Linked DNA regions of Homo sapiens: region 1 is linked to region 2. Evidence: chromatin loops called from intact Hi-C (ENCODE). Cell type or tissue: heart left ventricle. All regions are shown on one strand. Each heading gives the region's core, and the rest is flanking DNA. Links, peaks and the distances in the headings are about the cores only. Region 1 overlaps SUSD2 (sushi domain containing 2). Region 2 overlaps UPB1 (beta-ureidopropionase 1).

Region 1 (8,322 bases), core at 46-8,045, 340 kb before region 2:
CCGAGGCCCATCATGCTTGCCTGGGCAGCCCAGGCTGGGGGTGGGGAGAGTGGGGCGACCATGGGGTGGTGTGGGCTGGCCCAGCTCCAGCATCATCACCTCCACAGGGACGTGCAGGCGCTCTGGACCAACGACCACGCACTGGCCTGGCACCTGAGCGATGACTTCCGAGAGGACCCTGTGGCCTGGGCACGAACTCAGTGCCAGGCCTGGGAGGAGCTGGAGGATCAGCTGCCCAACTTCCTGGAGGAGCTGCCGGACTGCCCCTGCACCCTGACCCAGGCCCGGGCTGACTCCGGCCGCTTCTTCGTGAGCCTCCCATCAGGGCCCAGGAGAGGGGATGAGGGGTTAGCCTCCCCACTGAGGACAGCACCAGGGGAGGCAGACAGAGGTGTCCTGGAGGGTGGGGCTGGGGTCTCAGGACCCCTGCAGGGTTGGCCTCAGGGAGGGGATGACAGAACCCGAGGCCACTGGGTGACAGCCACCTGCTGCTCTGCAGACGGACTACGGCTGTGACATGGAGCAGGGCAGCGTGTGCACCTACCACCCCGGGGCCGTGCACTGTGTGCGTTCTGTGCAGGCCAGGTGAGCCCCCAGGCTGGGGCCGGTATGGGGATTGGGGTCAGGGGTGGGCTCCCAACAGTGGCCTGGCCCTGACTCACTGGCTCCTGCAGCCTCCGGTACGGCTCAGGTCAGCAGTGCTGCTACACAGCGGACGGGACGCAGCTCCTGACAGCTGACTCCAGCGGCGGCAGCACTCCCGACCGCGGCCATGACTGGGGCGCACCCCCGTTCCGCACGCCACCCCGAGTGCCCAGCATGTCCCACTGGCTCTACGATGTCCTCAGCTTCTATTACTGCTGCCTCTGGGCACCCGACTGCCCCCGCTACATGCAACGGCGGCCCTCCAATGACTGCCGCAACTACCGGCCCCCAAGACTGGGTGGGTGCCATCCCGTGCCCCAGACCCTGGGAAAGATCGGGCTGGGCTGGGGTGCACCCCCACGTGACCCTCCACTCTCACCCTAGCCTCCGCCTTCGGAGACCCACACTTTGTGACCTTCGACGGCACCAACTTCACATTCAATGGGCGCGGAGAGTACGTGCTGCTGGAGGCAGCGCTGACCGACCTGAGGGTGCAGGCGCGGGCCCAGCCCGGGACGATGTCCAACGGTGAGGCCAGGGCTAGGGGCTGCTCTGGTTGGCATGGGGTAGAACCAAGGTGGGAGGCTGGAGCCAAGTGGCTCCCGTTCTGCTCCCACCACCGCAGGCACGGAGACCCGTGGCACTGGGCTGACCGCAGTGGCCGTCCAGGAGGGCAACTCAGATGTGGTGGAAGTCAGGCTGGCCAACAGGACCGGAGGTCTGGAGGTGCTGCTGAACCAGGAGGTGCTGAGCTTCACCGAGCAGAGCTGGATGGACCTGAAAGGTGAGCAGTCCAGCCACGCGAGGCTGCGGGCTGCCCTCACCTCCTCCCCATTCCTGCAGGGAGACTGAGGGGAAGCCCTGGGCCTTCATGCCTCTCCCAGTCCTGGCTAGAGGCCTGGGTGGTCCGACCTCAGGCCTTCACACCCACCGAGGTGCCCCCGTCGTACCCACCTGGTCAAAAGCCGAGAGGCCGTGACGGTGGGACATGTCCTCCCTACGGAGGATCCCGGGAGCCTTCTGGAGGGGAACTCACCCTGGTAACGTTCACCGCTGGCCTGCACAGAGCCACTCCTGTGCTCCTGTCACTCCCTCAGTCCTCAAAAGCCACTGCAAGGTCTCCAGCCCTGCACGGTTAAGGATGCCCCTGGCAAGTGGTAGCTCCACATCTGAACCCCTTGCCTCAGGGAACTGAGTCAATGAAAGGATTCCTGGTTGGGATGGGTGAGGACCTGGGAGGGGCCTGTCAGCACTGAGGGTTCAGGGACCCTCGGGACGTGCCCAGGCAGGTGTGGCTGCTGCAGCCAAGGCCAGAGGGACCCACACGTGCATCTCAACATGGGGGATTCACTGCAGGGGCTGCACCTCAGGTGCCGCTGGGAGTTCCACCGCAAGCATGGCAGGGGTGGCGGAGGGTCATGGTCAGCAGAATTGGCCCCGGGAACGCCCTCCCTTCCCCTGCAGGTGCCCTCACCCACAGCCCCTGGGTGCCGACCACCCTGTCCTGGGGCTGCGGGAGGGGACAAGATGCTCACAGCGGGTGACCCTAATGCATCCCCCTTGAGCCCAGGAATGTTCCTGTCGGTGGCTGCCGGGGACAGGGTCTCCATCATGCTGGCATCAGGGGCCGGCCTGGAGGTCAGCGTGCAGGGCCCGTTCCTGAGTGTGTCCGTCCTGCTGCCTGAGAAGTTCCTCACCCACACCCACGGCCTCCTCGGGACACTCAACAACGACCCCACCGACGACTTCACCCTGCACAGCGGGCGCGTCCTGCCCCCAGGCACCAGTCCCCAGGAGCTGTTCCTGTTTGGGGCCAACTGTGAGTGACCGTGGAGTATATGGGGCAGACGGGGTGGGGGTTACTGGAAACATGGCACGGGCAGGGCTTGGGGACCAAAGGGAGCCATGCCCAGCCAGGCCCCGGTCATGTATCTTCCAGGGACCGTGCACAATGCGTCCTCCCTGCTCACCTACGATTCCTGGTTCCTGGTCCACAACTTCCTGTACCAACCCAAGCACGACCCCACCTTCGAGCCCCTCTTCCCCAGTGAGACCACCCTCAACCCCAGCCTGGCACAAGAGGCAGCCAAACTATGTGGGGACGATCATTTCTGCAACTTTGATGTGGCAGCCACTGGGAGCCTGAGCACGGGCACTGCCACTCGGGTGGCCCACCAGCTGCACCAGCGTCGCATGCAGAGCCTGCAGCCAGGTGAGGGCGGGCAGGTGGGGGTGGGCGGGGAGCTGGGACAGGACCCCCCGGGGTGGCCAGATGTGTGTATGCATGGCAGCTCAGGCCTGTTGTCTGCACTCTGTCCCCATCCCAGTGGTGTCCTGTGGCTGGCTGGCCCCACCTCCCAACGGACAAAAGGAGGGCAACAGGTACCTGGCGGGTTCCACCATCTACTTCCACTGTGACAACGGCTACAGCCTGGCCGGGGCAGAGACCAGCACCTGCCAGGCTGACGGCACCTGGTCCTCACCCACCCCGAAGTGCCAGCCAGGTGAGGACACTCTGCTCATACACCTGCCTGCACCTGTCCCCACTCACCACCCCAGAGAGCCCCCTCACTGACACTCGCTCCCTCACCAGGACGCAGCTACGCGGTGCTGTTGGGCATCATCTTTGGGGGCCTCGCGGTGGTGGCGGCGGTTGCGCTCGTCTATGTGCTGCTGCGCCGCAGGAAGGGCAACACGTGAGACCCCCCAGCCCCTCTCCCAAGACCCCGAGACAGCCGGTGGGACCACCGAGGCTACTTCTAACTGCGTTTCTGTTGCAGGCACGTCTGGGGTGCACAGCCCTGATGGGAGCAGCTTGGCTGTGAGCACCAGGCCAAGACTCCTGAGAACAGGCAGCCCAGTCCTGCGACTCCCGCATCCCCAGGACCAGACACCTGGGACCTGGATACTTGATACCTGGGCATTTAACCCCCTACTCTGTCATCTCAGACCCCAGGCAGGAGGCCCAGTGTTCCAACACCCAAGCCCCGTGCTAGCAGCGCTCCGTGCTCTTCCCCAAATACTCACGGCTCTAATTCCCCAAACCTGAAACTTCATACCCTGGGATTCTAATACCTATGTCCTGAGCCCTGACACTCCCACACCTGAGCCTCAGATTCCAATAGCTCACTCCCTAGAGCCTGACGCCGGGGCCCCTGACCCCTGAGCCTCAGATTCCAATACCTCACTCCCCAGAGCCTGATGCCGGGGCCCCTGACCCCTGATCTACGGAGGCCTGCTCCCGGACCGTGCGGGCACCAGTGCAGTGCTGCCTTGGTTCCTGGACCCCTGGGCCCATCCTGGGACCCCAGATGGGGTAAGGAGAGGCCCCAGAACCCCAAAGCAGACAGCGAGACCCCCAGCGGCAGAGGCCTCCCTCGGCACTCCAGGCTTATAATTTCGAACTCTTCTGGAAGGTCACTCAGGAACACCCTCCCTGCCTGTGCAAAGAGAAAACAAGCGCCTTGTTTCCTTCCCTGGTCTCCTGGTGTTCATGCTGCGCCCTGGTTCTGGAGAGTTCCATGACCGCCTCCCGGGGTCACCACCAACAGTATCCAGAGTGAGGCAGGTCTGAGCCCTGCCTGCTTCCTCCACGAGGTTGCCGGGGATGCTCCCTCCCCAGGCTCTCTCTCCATGTATGCAGTGGGATGGAGAACTGTGGCCGCCTCGTGGGGTGGGGAGGCCGCCAACACAGCACAGGGCTCACTTGGGTCACTCAGGAGATGGAGAAGGACAACCCCTCCCTCAACAGAGGTGCCACCCCCTCACCACGCCCTGGCGTGCTCTGGCAAGCACTGCCCTGCAGCCTCGGCTCCTTGGCTGGGTGCAGTCGCTGGCAGGATCAGTTCCAAGTCCTCAGGAGACCAGCGCCCAGGCTCCTTAGCCCAGGAATGTCCAGAATCTGGGCACAGAGCCCAGGCCTCAGGCCACGGTGGCCCACCTGAGCAGCTCTTTGTCGGCGCTTCCTGTGGGGCCTGGCATGGAGGCACAGACCTGGAAGCAGCTGGAGGATGACCAGGGTCCATCAACCTTTGTGGAGAGGGTCCCGAATGGGGACTCAGGCAGGGTAGCATTGGTCGGGTTTGCCCCTTAGGTCTCAGAGAAAGTGCTGGAGAGGGTGAGGCTGGAAGTTGGGGGCCAGGTAGAGAACACTGGGTGGGGAGTTGAGCCGCCTCAGTGTGACCTGCAGCGCTGGGAGTGGCCATATAGGGGCAGCAGAGGATAGGAACAGCGAGTCTGGGTGGCAGGAGGTTGGGAGGGCAGTCAGCCCTGCCCTGCAGCTGGGTCAGCCGACTTGGTCACAACCGCAGCCAAGGTCTGCGCACAGCCCACCCCTCCGCCTCCCCGCACCTGGGTCATCCCCGCATCTCAGGAGTGTTGAAGAGGTTGCACAGGTCTCCCCAGGTCATTCAGCGGGCACTGACCATGGGGTGGGAGTCCAGGCCTCTCACCTGCTCAGCCTTGCCCTTGGTGAATGGGAGAGCTGGGGAGGCAGAGACATGTCTCATCTGAGGCCTTCCTGGAGGAGGTGAATGTGCATGATGGGGCACGTGTGCGGGAACCGAGCTGAGGGTTGCAGGGCAGGGGTGGCGGGAGGCTAGCGGAGGGGAATGGGGTCTGGCCTTCTCTCTTTCTAGAGCTCACTCCGTTGCTTCCCCATTCCCCTGGGTTTGCACCTCCAGGCATGGTGGGGCTGAGGGTCAGCCCCTTGGCGGGCTGGGCAGGTACTTTCCTCCCTACAGATGAGGTAAGGCAGGGCTCCCCTCCCACTGTCTGAATCCCCAGCGCACCCCTGTGCCACGCCAGGCCTGGGCCGGCCACGTGTCAGTGGGTGAGAGGTCAGTTTCCGGGTCAAGGCCTGGACATGAGGGAGCGGGCACAGGTTTTCAGGGGGCCCAAGAGCGGCAGGGGCAGCTTGGCAGCTCATCAGGTCCACTAGAGGGTGTCCCAGACAAGAGCAGCCCCCGAACTGAGGTCAAGAAACAGGTTGGATTCTCAGAGCTCTGATTGGTTGGACAGGGGTTCCAGATGGACAGGGGTTCTGGGTAGAGGAGCAGTCTATGCAAAGGCTCAGAGAAAGAGAAGTGCAGTCATGTCTGCGGAATGACAGGGGTGGGGGCCAGCCAAGGCCTCCCCTGCCAGGCCAAGGCATTTAGATTTCATCCTAAGAGCAAAGTGTGGCCTGCCTCGGGCTCCCCCACCCCCACCAGTCTCCCTCCAGGATGGGCCCTTGGTCTGCCCCCCCACCTCCCCTTTCCAGCAGGAGAAAGGGTGCCCTGTCTGTGGCCCCAGTCCCAGACATCAGATGTTCCCAGTGCCAGGGGCAGGCCAGGCTGGGAAGCCCCACCACCTGCCAGGGGCTTTTCCTGGGGCCCGAAAGAGATAGAGACAGGGCCTGTGCAAAGGCAGAAGGCCTGGAGCCGGTGCAGACTCTCTAGAGACATCAAAGGCAGGGACCGCTGCCTCAGGGAGATGGTCTCCCAAATAGCAGCCCAGGGCTTGCAGGACGGGCAGCCATGGGAGCTTGCGGGTGGCTTACAGTAGGGTTGAAATGATGGAGTATCAGAGTCACCCAATGGCCGGTACCATCGTGGTGGTACCAGTCAGAGTGGGGCAGATGGTAATCCAGGGCTTTGGAGACACAGGTGATGAGAGAGCTGGGGGGGTCAAACAGGAGCCGATGAGGTACCAGCAGGATCCTAAGACCCACCTTGGGCAGAAGGGCAAAGGGAGGAAGGAATGTGCTATGGGAGCCAGGCCCAGATCCCATGGAAGCGGGCGTCACGCAGGCCTGTGGGCCAAGGGGAGTCACAGAGGTGACAGCCCAGCTGCAGGTCCCCTGCTGGCTAGAGTAGGGAAGCCCGGCTTCTCTGTGCCCCCTGCCCTCCAGCCTCCCACTAGGTCTCCTGTTGGCTGAGCACAGTGGGTGCGGCTGATCTGGGGGCCAGGGAGGGCTCTGACTCGGTACAGTACAGTACAGGCACAGCTGGGGAGCAAGGGACCCCTTCTTCTGCCAAGCTGCTTCCTTCTGCAAGCCCCAGGGTGGCCGAGTGCCTGCTGTGGGCCAGACCTCTGCTAGGCCCATCAGGACACCCCTGTCCTCAGGGTCCAATGCTGCCAAGGAGGAGGCGGGGGGGTCGGTGCAGCGCACTGTAGGAGTGGGAAGTCAAGGAGGCATCGTGGAGGAGTGCGGCTTCCCACAGGCACCCCTTCAGGCTTTCACCAGCTCCCTTTGTTGCAAGGATGTGAGGATGACTGACTTTGGAAGTCATGCCAACCAAGTCCCTGCTGACCTGATCACCCACCCACTACTCTTCCAGGACCAGGAAATAAACTTCTTTTGTGATTAAGCCTTAATATGTTTCAGGGACCATTTGTTGAAGCAGTTAGTTGGTGCTGAGATGGGAAAGAAACTTTTCTTCTGTGAGACAGGGTCTCACTCTGTCACCCAGGCTGGAGTGCAGTGGTGCGATCATAGCTCATTGCCGCCTCAACCTCCCAGGCTGAGGTGATCCTCCTGCCTCAGCCTCACAAGTAGCTGGGGCCACAGGCACGCTCAGGCTGGTCTTGAACTCCTGGGGTCAAGCAATCCTCCTGCCTCGGCCTCCCTAAGTGCTGGGATTACAGGCATGATCCACTGTGCCCGGCCAAAAAGAAATTTTTATCTGAGGAACGAGAGCCCCCTTTAATTATCAGGCCCAGAGAGGCACTGAAATGTGATGGGGTGTCACAGCAGTCACGCCTCACTCCCACCTTGACGCCACTTGCTAGGTGGGTTCTAGACTAACCGATGTCAAGTAGCCATAAAATGTCATATGCTGGACACCATAATGTAGGGGCCAAGGGAAAACTTCCCCTTTACCCTCTGAAAGTTCAAGGAAAAATCAACTCACAAAAGGCAGATTAATTGGAAAACAAGGTGTACCAAGTTATTAGCATGCGTTGGGGGAGAATCACAGAGTCATTGCCGAATATCCCAGTGGGATAAAGATGCTGATATACCCTGCTTCTTAGGGGAAAGGGCGATGGGAATCTCTCCTTTGATACTCAGCTGGAGCCAGACTCCTCCAGGAAGCCCCCCCTGACTTCCCACTCCTACAACGCACTACACTGGCCACTCCCTCCTCCTCGGCAGCACTGGACCCTGAGGAGAGGCGTCTCCCGATGGGCCACAGCAGGCACTTGATCACCCCAGGGCTAGCAGGAGATAGGGAGTGTGGATGATTTCAAGAGGACAGTGCATGATTTGGGGTGGGGAGGATTTTTTTTTTTTTTCTTTTTTTGAGACAGAGTCTCCGTCTGTCCCTAGGCTGAAGTGCAGTGGTGCAATCTCAGGTCACTGCAACCTCCGCCTCCCAGGTTCAAGCTATTTTCCTGCCTCAGCCTCCCTAGTAGCTGGGACCACAGGCGCCCACCACCACACCCAGCTAATTTTTGTATTTTTAGTAGAGATGGGGTTTCACCATGTTGGCCAGGCTGGTCTTGAACTCTTGACCTCAGATGATCCTTGTGCCTTGGCCTCCCAAAGTGCTGGGATTACAGACATGAGCCACTGCCCCTGGCCTGGGTGGGGAAGATTTAATGGGCTTAAAGAACATACAATGGCTCTGTTCTGTTCCATTGATCTATATCTCTGTTTTGGTACCAGTACCATGCTGTTTTGGTTACTGTAGCCTT
Region 2 (8,322 bases), core at 152-8,151:
CTTGTCCCCCCTCCCCTTGCCCAAACCAGCTGTACTGATGCCACAGGGCATTGGCATGGATGGCCCTGGGTTTCTAGAGTCCATGGCTTGTTTTGATCCAAGGGCATATACCACCTCACCTCTGCTAAGAACCCTAAAGACTCCTTTCCCATGTCTCTGGCCAAGAATGAGGGAGGTAGGGACTGCCCCCCTCACCAAGGAGGTATCTGAACCTTGGTGAGGTAGCTTGGACACTTGGAGGTAGCTCAGAGTGTCCTCTAGAAAGCCAGGAGGAGGCCAGGCATGGTGTCTCATGCCTGTAATCCCAGTACTTTGGGAGGCTGAGGCGGGCGGATCACCTGAGGTTGGGAGTTTGAGGCCAGCCTGACCAACATGGAGAAACCCAGTCTCTACTAAAAAAAAAAAAAAAATACAAAAAATTAGCCGGGCATGGTGGCCCATACCTATAATCCCAGCTACTCAGGAGGCTGAGGCAGGAGAATTGCTTGAACCCAGGAGGTGGAGGTTGTGGTGAGCTGACATCGCACCATTGCACTCCAGCCTGGGCAACAGGAGGGAAATGCCACCTAAAAAAAAAAAAAAAAAAAAAAAATGCCAGAAGGGGCTGAGCGAGTCTGTTTTCCAGGAAAACACTTCCTGAAAGGGTCCCAGATGCCGCCATTTCAGGTCCCCCGACTTCTAGAGTCCCTGATCCTAGTTAACTTACTGCAAATAGAGATGCAGAAAGGGCAGGGGAATGAGCGTCCACTGGGTGCCTGCTGCATCTGGGCCATGCTAGGCCCTGCCCAGCCCCACCTGCTCCTTACACATGTGTGGGGTGGCTGCTAGTCCTCCCTGACTGGTGAAGGGACCAAGGCCTGGAGGGAGGATAAGGGTGACGCAGCTGGCAAGGCAGATGAAGGCAGAGCCTCCAGCTCACTGTGAGGGCCCCCATAGGAAGCCCCCAGAGTGTGACTTTCTGTTTTCCTTAGGCTGTGGGTAGAAGTGACACCTCTCAGAAGGGTGACATTTAGACATTTCCCCAGGGGCAAAGGGAAGCAGCATAAGGGGGCCATTTGCAGCAATTTGCTGGGCCTTCAGGCCTGAGATGAGAGACAGGCCTTTTGGGCCTCAGCATTTGGCAGACACTGGGGAGGATGGCATGGACTCCGTGTCCTGGGCCTGCCTCAAGGTGCCTGACCCTCTGTGGAGCCCACAGTGCATCTACACAAGCTCACAGATGTGTTTCTTTGTTCCTTTAAAGCTCACCAGGACTTTGGCTACTTTTATGGCTCGAGCTATGTGGCAGCCCCTGACAGCAGCCGGACTCCTGGGCTGTCCCGTAGCCGGGATGGACTGCTAGTTGCTAAGCTCGACCTAAACCTCTGCCAGCAGGTGAATGATGTCTGGAACTTCAAGGTAGGTCCCCAGGACCCCTGTTGTTGCCTGCTCCTCTGCTTTGGCCCTCATCCTGCTCTCAGGAACTGCTGTTGCGGGGTTGCCCATGGCAGCATGAGGTACCAGCTCCCACCTGAGGGCTCTGTGTGAGCTGAGGGCTGAATCTCTGCCTCCTTGCTGGCTCCCGGGAGGAACAGTTGGGTCAAACAATGTACAAGCAGCAGGCTGCAATAAATTCTCCTCTCATCTGATTTAGATTCTGGGTGCCTTCAGACAAATTAATCTCAATTTCATTTGTCCAGAGAATAGAATGGATTGGCTCCTCTAATCCTTTTTCCTTTCCAGGCATTTGCACTTATCACAAGATAAATATGCATGTCTGGTTCTGCTTGTGGCCAGTCCCTGCAGTCTAGGCCTTGACGATAGCAGGAAATGGGTCATGCAGAGAAATGGAATCTAGGCCTGGCTCTGCCACAGCCTTCCTTCCTTGGTCACCTTAATTAAGCCCCTTGTGCTCCCAAGCCTTAGTACTCCCAGTTGTAAAATACGGGGCTTAACTCGAAGGTCCCATGCTGGCTTTGACACCTAATGCCCTGTGATGTCAGGAGTCAGAGGAATGGAGATGTCTGCCCTCCTGGGATGGGACTCCACCCTAGAAAGGCTCACAGCTTCAGAGTTTGCTGTATTAGTGTCCGAAAGTATTTCCACCAACTCAGCACCCCTTTTTCTTTTTTGGTGGAGTAGGGGGCATGGAGACAAGGTCTTGGCTCTGTCATCTAGGCTGGACCAATGGCACAGCCATAGATCATGGCAGCCTTGACCTCCTGGGCTCAAGCCATCCTCCCACCTCAGCCTCCCGAGTAACTGGGACTATAGGCGTGCACCACCACCACACCCAGCTAATTTTTAAAATTTTTTATAGAGACCGAGTCTCACTATGTTGCCCAGGCTGGTCTTGAACTCCTGGCTTCAAGCAATCCTCGCACCTCGGGCTCCCAAAATACCAGGATTATAGACATAAGCCACTGTGCCCTGCCTCAGCAACCTTTTATAAGCAAATTGTATATGCAAATGTCCATTGTTATAACTGACTTTGCCCGGTGTGACTAAAAGACCACCAGGGCCTCTAATCCACCCAGACATGGGCTTTTGGCCTTGATCCTGTTTTCTGAGCATGGGTTCCTCAGTCTCGGATCCTTGTCAGACAAACAAGGTATTGGGCATGAGAGAGTCTCCTGACCTCTCTCTCCTCTTCCTGGGCAACTAGGATGAATGTAGGATTCCACCCAAATCAGAAGGGAGCCAAGAATGCTGGCCAACTCTTTTTAATAAGTATCCCAGGAGCAGTAAACCAAATGTTTTCTCATTAGACACTTCTTAGAAGCAGAAGCCTTCCCAACTTTGGTAATGGGCCTGAGCTCCTGTCAAGGCTTTTGGGAGTAATCCACCTTGGGAAAGGAGGGAGGGAGGGAGGGTGTGCTGGGTGTGAGCACTGTGGGTGGGCTTTCCAACTCCACCAGCCTCTGTATCCACGATGAGATGCCACATGGAGTAGACAGAACTCCAGGCCCATCCAGGAGCCCCTGGTTCAAATCCCAGCCTTTTCTACAACTGGCTAGTGACCTGGAGCAGGTCACTCCTCTCTGGGCTGTAGGATGCTCTTCTGGGGAGCAACAGGACCACGGGACTCCCCTTCTCCATCCTGCCTCAGCAGACCACACTTTCTGGATAGACAGGTCGAAGGGGTCACAGCAGCCAATGCTGGGCTGTATGAGTCATTGTAGCATCTGTGAACTTTGCCACAGTACTAGAATCAGTGCCAAGAGGTCACTGTCAACGAGCCTTCCTGATGCGTTCCTGCCCCATGACTGCCCTCCAGTGGCAAGAGGTGGTGGCGTGTAAGTGATGGGGATTTATAAAACCAGAACCTCTAAAGTACATCTGTGTTTTGCTTTCAGATGACGGGCAGGTATGAGATGTACGCACGGGAGCTCGCCGAAGCTGTCAAGTCCAACTACAGCCCCACCATCGTGAAAGAGTAGCCGGCTTCAGTGCCTGCCTTGGGGTGAGGAAGACACCTCTGCCCCAGTGGATTAGCAAGTGTGGCAGGCTTAACATGTCCAGGTTCTCCCCAATAACATTGTCCAGGTTGGTTTTAAAATTCCCAGGCAGGGGGAGAGTGGCATGGGGAGTGACTTCTTAATGGGTAAGGGGCTGCTTACTTCTGGGGTATTGGAAATGTTTGGGGACTAGGTAGAGGTGAATGTACTAAATGCCACTGAATTTGTATACTTCAGAATGTTTGTTATGTAAATTTTACCTCAACTAAAAAAAAAAATGCCCAGGTACTGCTTGTGCAGGTGGATTTGAGGTTAGGCAGATGATGCTGTCCATCCCGTACACCAGTGGGAAGAGGGTGAGGGCTGATCCAGAGACCCTGAGCCTACAGCAAGGCTGTGGTGGGTCGGATGGTCTTTGGATGTGTCAGCTTAGCTAGGCCACAGTCACCAGTAATTCAATCAGACACTAATCTAGGTATTTCTGTGAAGGTATTTTGTAGATGTGACAGAAGTCCATTCCCAATTGACTAAGTAAGTGAGATTATCTCAGATAATCTGGGTCAGCCTGACCTGATTAGTCAGAAGGCCTAAAGAACAGAGCTAAGGGTTTCCCTGAGGAAGAAATTCTGCCTGAGGACAGCAGCCCAGTGCTTGGCGAGAGTTCCTGACAGTCTGCCCTTCTGATAGCCTGCCTCACAGAGTTTAGACATGACTAGCCAGCTCCTACAATCACTGAAGTCAATTCCTTGCAATAAATCTCAATATATCCCCTACTGGTTCTGCTTCTCTAGTTGAATCTGACTGATACAGATTTTGGTGCCAAAAGTGGTTCTAGAAAAATAGAATCTTAAAGATGAGTTTTCTGCATTGGTTCTGGATTTTTTTAGAATTCTTCCCTAGTTTGATTGAACTTAAAGGCATCAATGACTCTATTTCCATAGAGTCAGGGTAAAGAGGGTAGTTGGTAGTCCATGGCATGGTGCAGCAATAGTTATTTATGTGCGAGACTAGCCATCAGCCATCAGTTTGTGCCCAGAGTTCCAGCCTGCCCTTTCTGATGGCTTGTCCTGTGGATATCAGACTTGCCTGACCAGATTCCATCATCATAGAAGGTAATTTGTTGCACTAAATCCTTTTATATCTCTATCCATCACCTACTAATTCTGCTAGTTCTGCTAATGTGGTTGAGCTCCATTTTACACATCAGATTACTCACTTCTCTACACCTTGGTTTTTACATCTGTAAAATGGGACTGGGCCAGGTGTGGTGGGGTGGCTTATGCCTGTGATCCCAGCACTTTGGGAAGCCAAGGCAGGTGGATCACTTGAGGTCAGGAGTTCAAGACCAGCCTGGCCAACACGGCGAAACCCCGTCTCTACTAAAAATACAAAAATTAGCTGGGCATGGTGGCGCATGCCTATAATCCCAGCTACTCAGCAGGCTGAGGTATGAGAATTGCTTGAATCTGGGAGGCAAAGGCTGCAGTGAGCTGAGATCACGCCACTGTGCTCCAGCCTGGACAACAGAGTGAGAGCCTATCTCCAAAAAAAAAAAGGGGTGGGGACCATATTCCTGCTTTATGTCAAGACACTGGTAAGAGACAGACTAGATGGGCCAGGGAGCCCCTTGGCAGTTATCAGTGCAGCGCCTATTTAGCCCTGTCCCTGAACAACACGGCAAGAGCCCAACCTGCCAAGTCTCAAATAGCAGTTAACCAGAGTATCGGGTTGGAGGTGGGGTTGAGATTCTGTAATTCCCCGCTTATTGTTCCCAATCAGAGAAGGCAGCCAGAGAAGGCAGCTTCATCCCTTCACTGGCCCAGCAGCTGAACTATATGGAAACCTCCATGTCAGGGCTAGGGTACTCCTGGACAGCCACCAAGGATGAGAAACCCTGATGGAGCTGCCTGGCCACAGCTCTGCGGTAACTTCCTTGAACTCTCTGTGCTGCAGGTTTTCACTTTACCTAATGGCCCTTCTTGCACCTTTAAAAAAAAAAAAAAAAAATTCCAGTCCTACAGACACAGTGAGCTTTTTTGCCTGTTCCTTTAGCTTTCAAAATTTAGTGTCAGCCAAGGCGGGCAGATCACAAGGTCAAGAGATGGAAACCATCCTGGCCAACATGGTGAAACCCCATCTCTACTAAAAATACAAAAATTAGCTGGGTATGGTGGCGCACGCCTGTAGTCCCAGGTACTCAGCAGGCTGAGGGAGGAGAATCACTTGAACCCGGGAGGCGGAGGTTGCAGTGAGCCGAGATCACACCACTGCACTCCAGCTTGGCGACAGAGTGAGACTCCGTCTCAAAAAACAAAACAAAACAAAACACCTTAGTGTTTTTGGTTTCTAGAGGGTGTAATCAACCTAATACAGAAGCCAGCTTAGGTGACAAATTGGTACATTTGTGAAACAGGCATGAATAAATGGACCACAACTCTTTGATTATCTGCAACTCTCATTGCCTGGAAACAGAACAGTCAGGCCCATCTTAGAGTATGCAGGCCCTGTACAGCCAAGGTCATTTCAAGGTTTAACTCATCCCTGGAACATGCAGATGCTCAGTAAACATTTGAATGAATCTGTGGTGGAGGTTTTTGCTTCCTGGTGATCATTGCTGATGCTACAGGGCAGTCTCTCAGACAAGAAATTGCAGTGGTTCAGTGTACATGGCCTGCAGGCCTGTGGGCCCCTGTGCAATCTTGGATGAAGCCTTCTGACCCCTCAGTTTTCTCACCGGTAAGATAACAGGTGGCTGGGCTCAAGAATTTCTCCCTAGAAATTCTCAGTTCTGGAAGGCCACCTTCCTGCCAGGCTATAGCTTTATTGCCGGAATCTGGGGTGGAGTAGGTGAACTTCAGTGTGCCCAAAAGAAAAAAAGGAGGCTGTGCACAGTGGCTCACATCTGTAATCCCAGCACTTTGGGAGGCTGAGACAGGGGGATCACTTGAGCTCAGGAGTTGAAGACCAGCCTGGACAACATAGACCTTGTCTCTATAAAATTTAAAAAAAATTAATAGGAAAAAAAGGGCTAAGGCATTATTAAATATAAACCAGACCACGTATTAGACCACAAAAAATTCCCAGTAAACTTAAAGATTAAAATCATAAAAGTGTATTTTCCCATCACAATGGAACAAAACTAGAAATCAGTAGTTGAAAGTTTTAAAAATTAAACAATGGCCGGGTGCGGTGGCTCACGCCTGTAATCCCAGCACTTTGGGAGGCCGAGGCAGGTGGATCCCAAGGTCAGGAGATTGAGACCATCCTGGCTCACACAGTGAAACCCCATCTCTACTAAAAATACAAAAAATTAGCCAGGTGTGGTGGCAGGTGCCCGTAGTCCCAGCTACTCGGGAGGCTGAGGCAGGAGAATGTGAACCTGGGAGATGGAGCTTTCAGTGAGCCAAGATTGCCCCACTGCACTCCAGCCTGGGAGACAGAGCAAGACTCCATCTCAAAAAAAAAAAAAAAAAAATTAACACACTTTTTGTTTTCTGAGACAGAGTCTTGTTCTGACACAACTGTGGCTCACTGCAATCTCCGCCTCCCAGGTTCAAGTGATTCTCGTACCTCACCCTCCCAAATAGCTGGGACTACAGGCACATGCCACCATGCCTGGCTAATTTTTGTATTTTTAGTAGAGACAGGGTTTTGCCGTGTTGGCCAGGCTGGTTTTGAACTCCTGGTCTCAAGTGATCCGCCCGCCTCAACCTCCCAAAGTGCTGAGATTACAGGCATCAGCCACCCTTCCTGACCAACAACACACTTTTAAACAACCAATGGATCAAAAAAGAAATCATAAGGGAAGTTAGATATCTTGAGACACATGAAACAAAAACACACCGAAACCTGTGGGATACAGCAAAAGCAGTACTGAAAGAAATTTATAGCTATAAATGCTTACATTTAAAAAGAAGAGTCTAGGCATGGTGGTTCCCACCCATAATTCCAGCACTTTAGGAGGCTGAGGTGGGAGAATTGCCTGGCCCCTCTACAAAAAATTTAAAAATTAGCCAGGGATGGTGGTGCACACCTATAGTCCCAGCTATTCCAGAGGCTGAGGTGAGAGGATTGCTTGAGCCCAGGAGTTTGAGGCTGCAGTGAGCTAAGTGAGCTATGATGGCACCACTGCACTCTAGCTTGAGCAACAGAGCAAGATCCTGTCTCTAAAAAAAAAAAAACAAACAAACAAAACCAACTGAACTGTACACATTATTTACACATTAAGGCACAAAAAAAGAGCAAATGAAAGAGCTAACAGAAGGAAGCCAATAAGAACAGAGCTAGAAGGAAGATAACAGAGCTAGAGAATAGAAAAAGAAAAAAAGAGAAAGTCAACAAAATCAAAAGTTGCTTCGTCAAAAAGATCAACAAAATTGACAACCTTTAGCTAGATTGAGTAAGAAAAAGAGTCAAATTACTAAAAGGAGAAATGAAAATCGGGACACTACTACCAATTCTACAGAAGTAAAAAGGGTTATAAAGTACTACAGACAGTTGTATGGAAACAAACTGGATAGCCTAGATTAAATGGGCAAATTCCAGCTGGGCATGGTGGCTCAAATCTGTAATCCCAGCACTTTGGGAGGCCGAGACCGGTGGATCACTTGAGGTCAGGAGTTCAAGACCAACCTGGCCAACATGGTGAAACCCTGTCTCACTAAAAATACAAAAATTAGCTGGGTGTGGTGGCGTGCGCCTGTACTCCCAGCTACTTGGGAGGCTGAGGCACGAGAATCACTTGAACCCGAGAAACAGACGTTGCAGTGAGCCAAGATTGTGCCACTGCACTCCAGCTTGGGCGACACAGAGTGAGATTCTGTCTCGAAAATAAATAAATGAATGAATGAGTGAATGAATGAATAGGCAAAGTCCTAAAAACAAA

What was found. Peaks named below come from ENCODE experiments on the same cell type or tissue, not always from the same donor. Only the 100,000 strongest peaks of a DNase experiment are listed, where the experiment ranks them.
Region 1: a loop joins it to region 2, with 5 times the contacts of the local background. A loop is called at or near these places in 23 of 110 quality-filtered maps.

Annotation. Positions count from the first base shown.
Region 1 is chr22:24,184,987-24,193,308 of GRCh38, forward strand. SUSD2 (sushi domain containing 2) reads left to right here. Exons shown (of 15, transcript NM_019601.4): 6 at 108-309; 7 at 500-585; 8 at 675-943; 9 at 1,030-1,173; 10 at 1,271-1,429; 11 at 2,216-2,464; 12 at 2,585-2,857; 13 at 2,973-3,149; 14 at 3,239-3,341; 15 at 3,426-4,120. The coding sequence ends at 3,450. Among named protein-coding and RNA genes, the nearest start is that of SUSD2, 7.7 kb to the left of the region's middle. RefSeq lists an enhancer at 4,587-5,228. In heart left ventricle, for the core only: a CTCF peak has its summit at 4,855; a DNase peak (open chromatin) is centred at 4,875.
Region 2 is chr22:24,522,376-24,530,697 of GRCh38, forward strand. UPB1 (beta-ureidopropionase 1) reads left to right here. Exons shown (of 10, transcript NM_016327.3): 9 at 1,244-1,398; 10 at 3,336-6,015. The coding sequence ends at 3,419. Among named protein-coding and RNA genes, the nearest start is that of GUCD1, 29 kb to the right of the region's middle. RefSeq lists an enhancer at 3,364-3,543. In heart left ventricle, for the core only: CTCF peaks have their summits at 3,247 (motif pointing left) and 3,450; a DNase peak (open chromatin) is centred at 3,246; H3K27ac peaks cover 554 bases.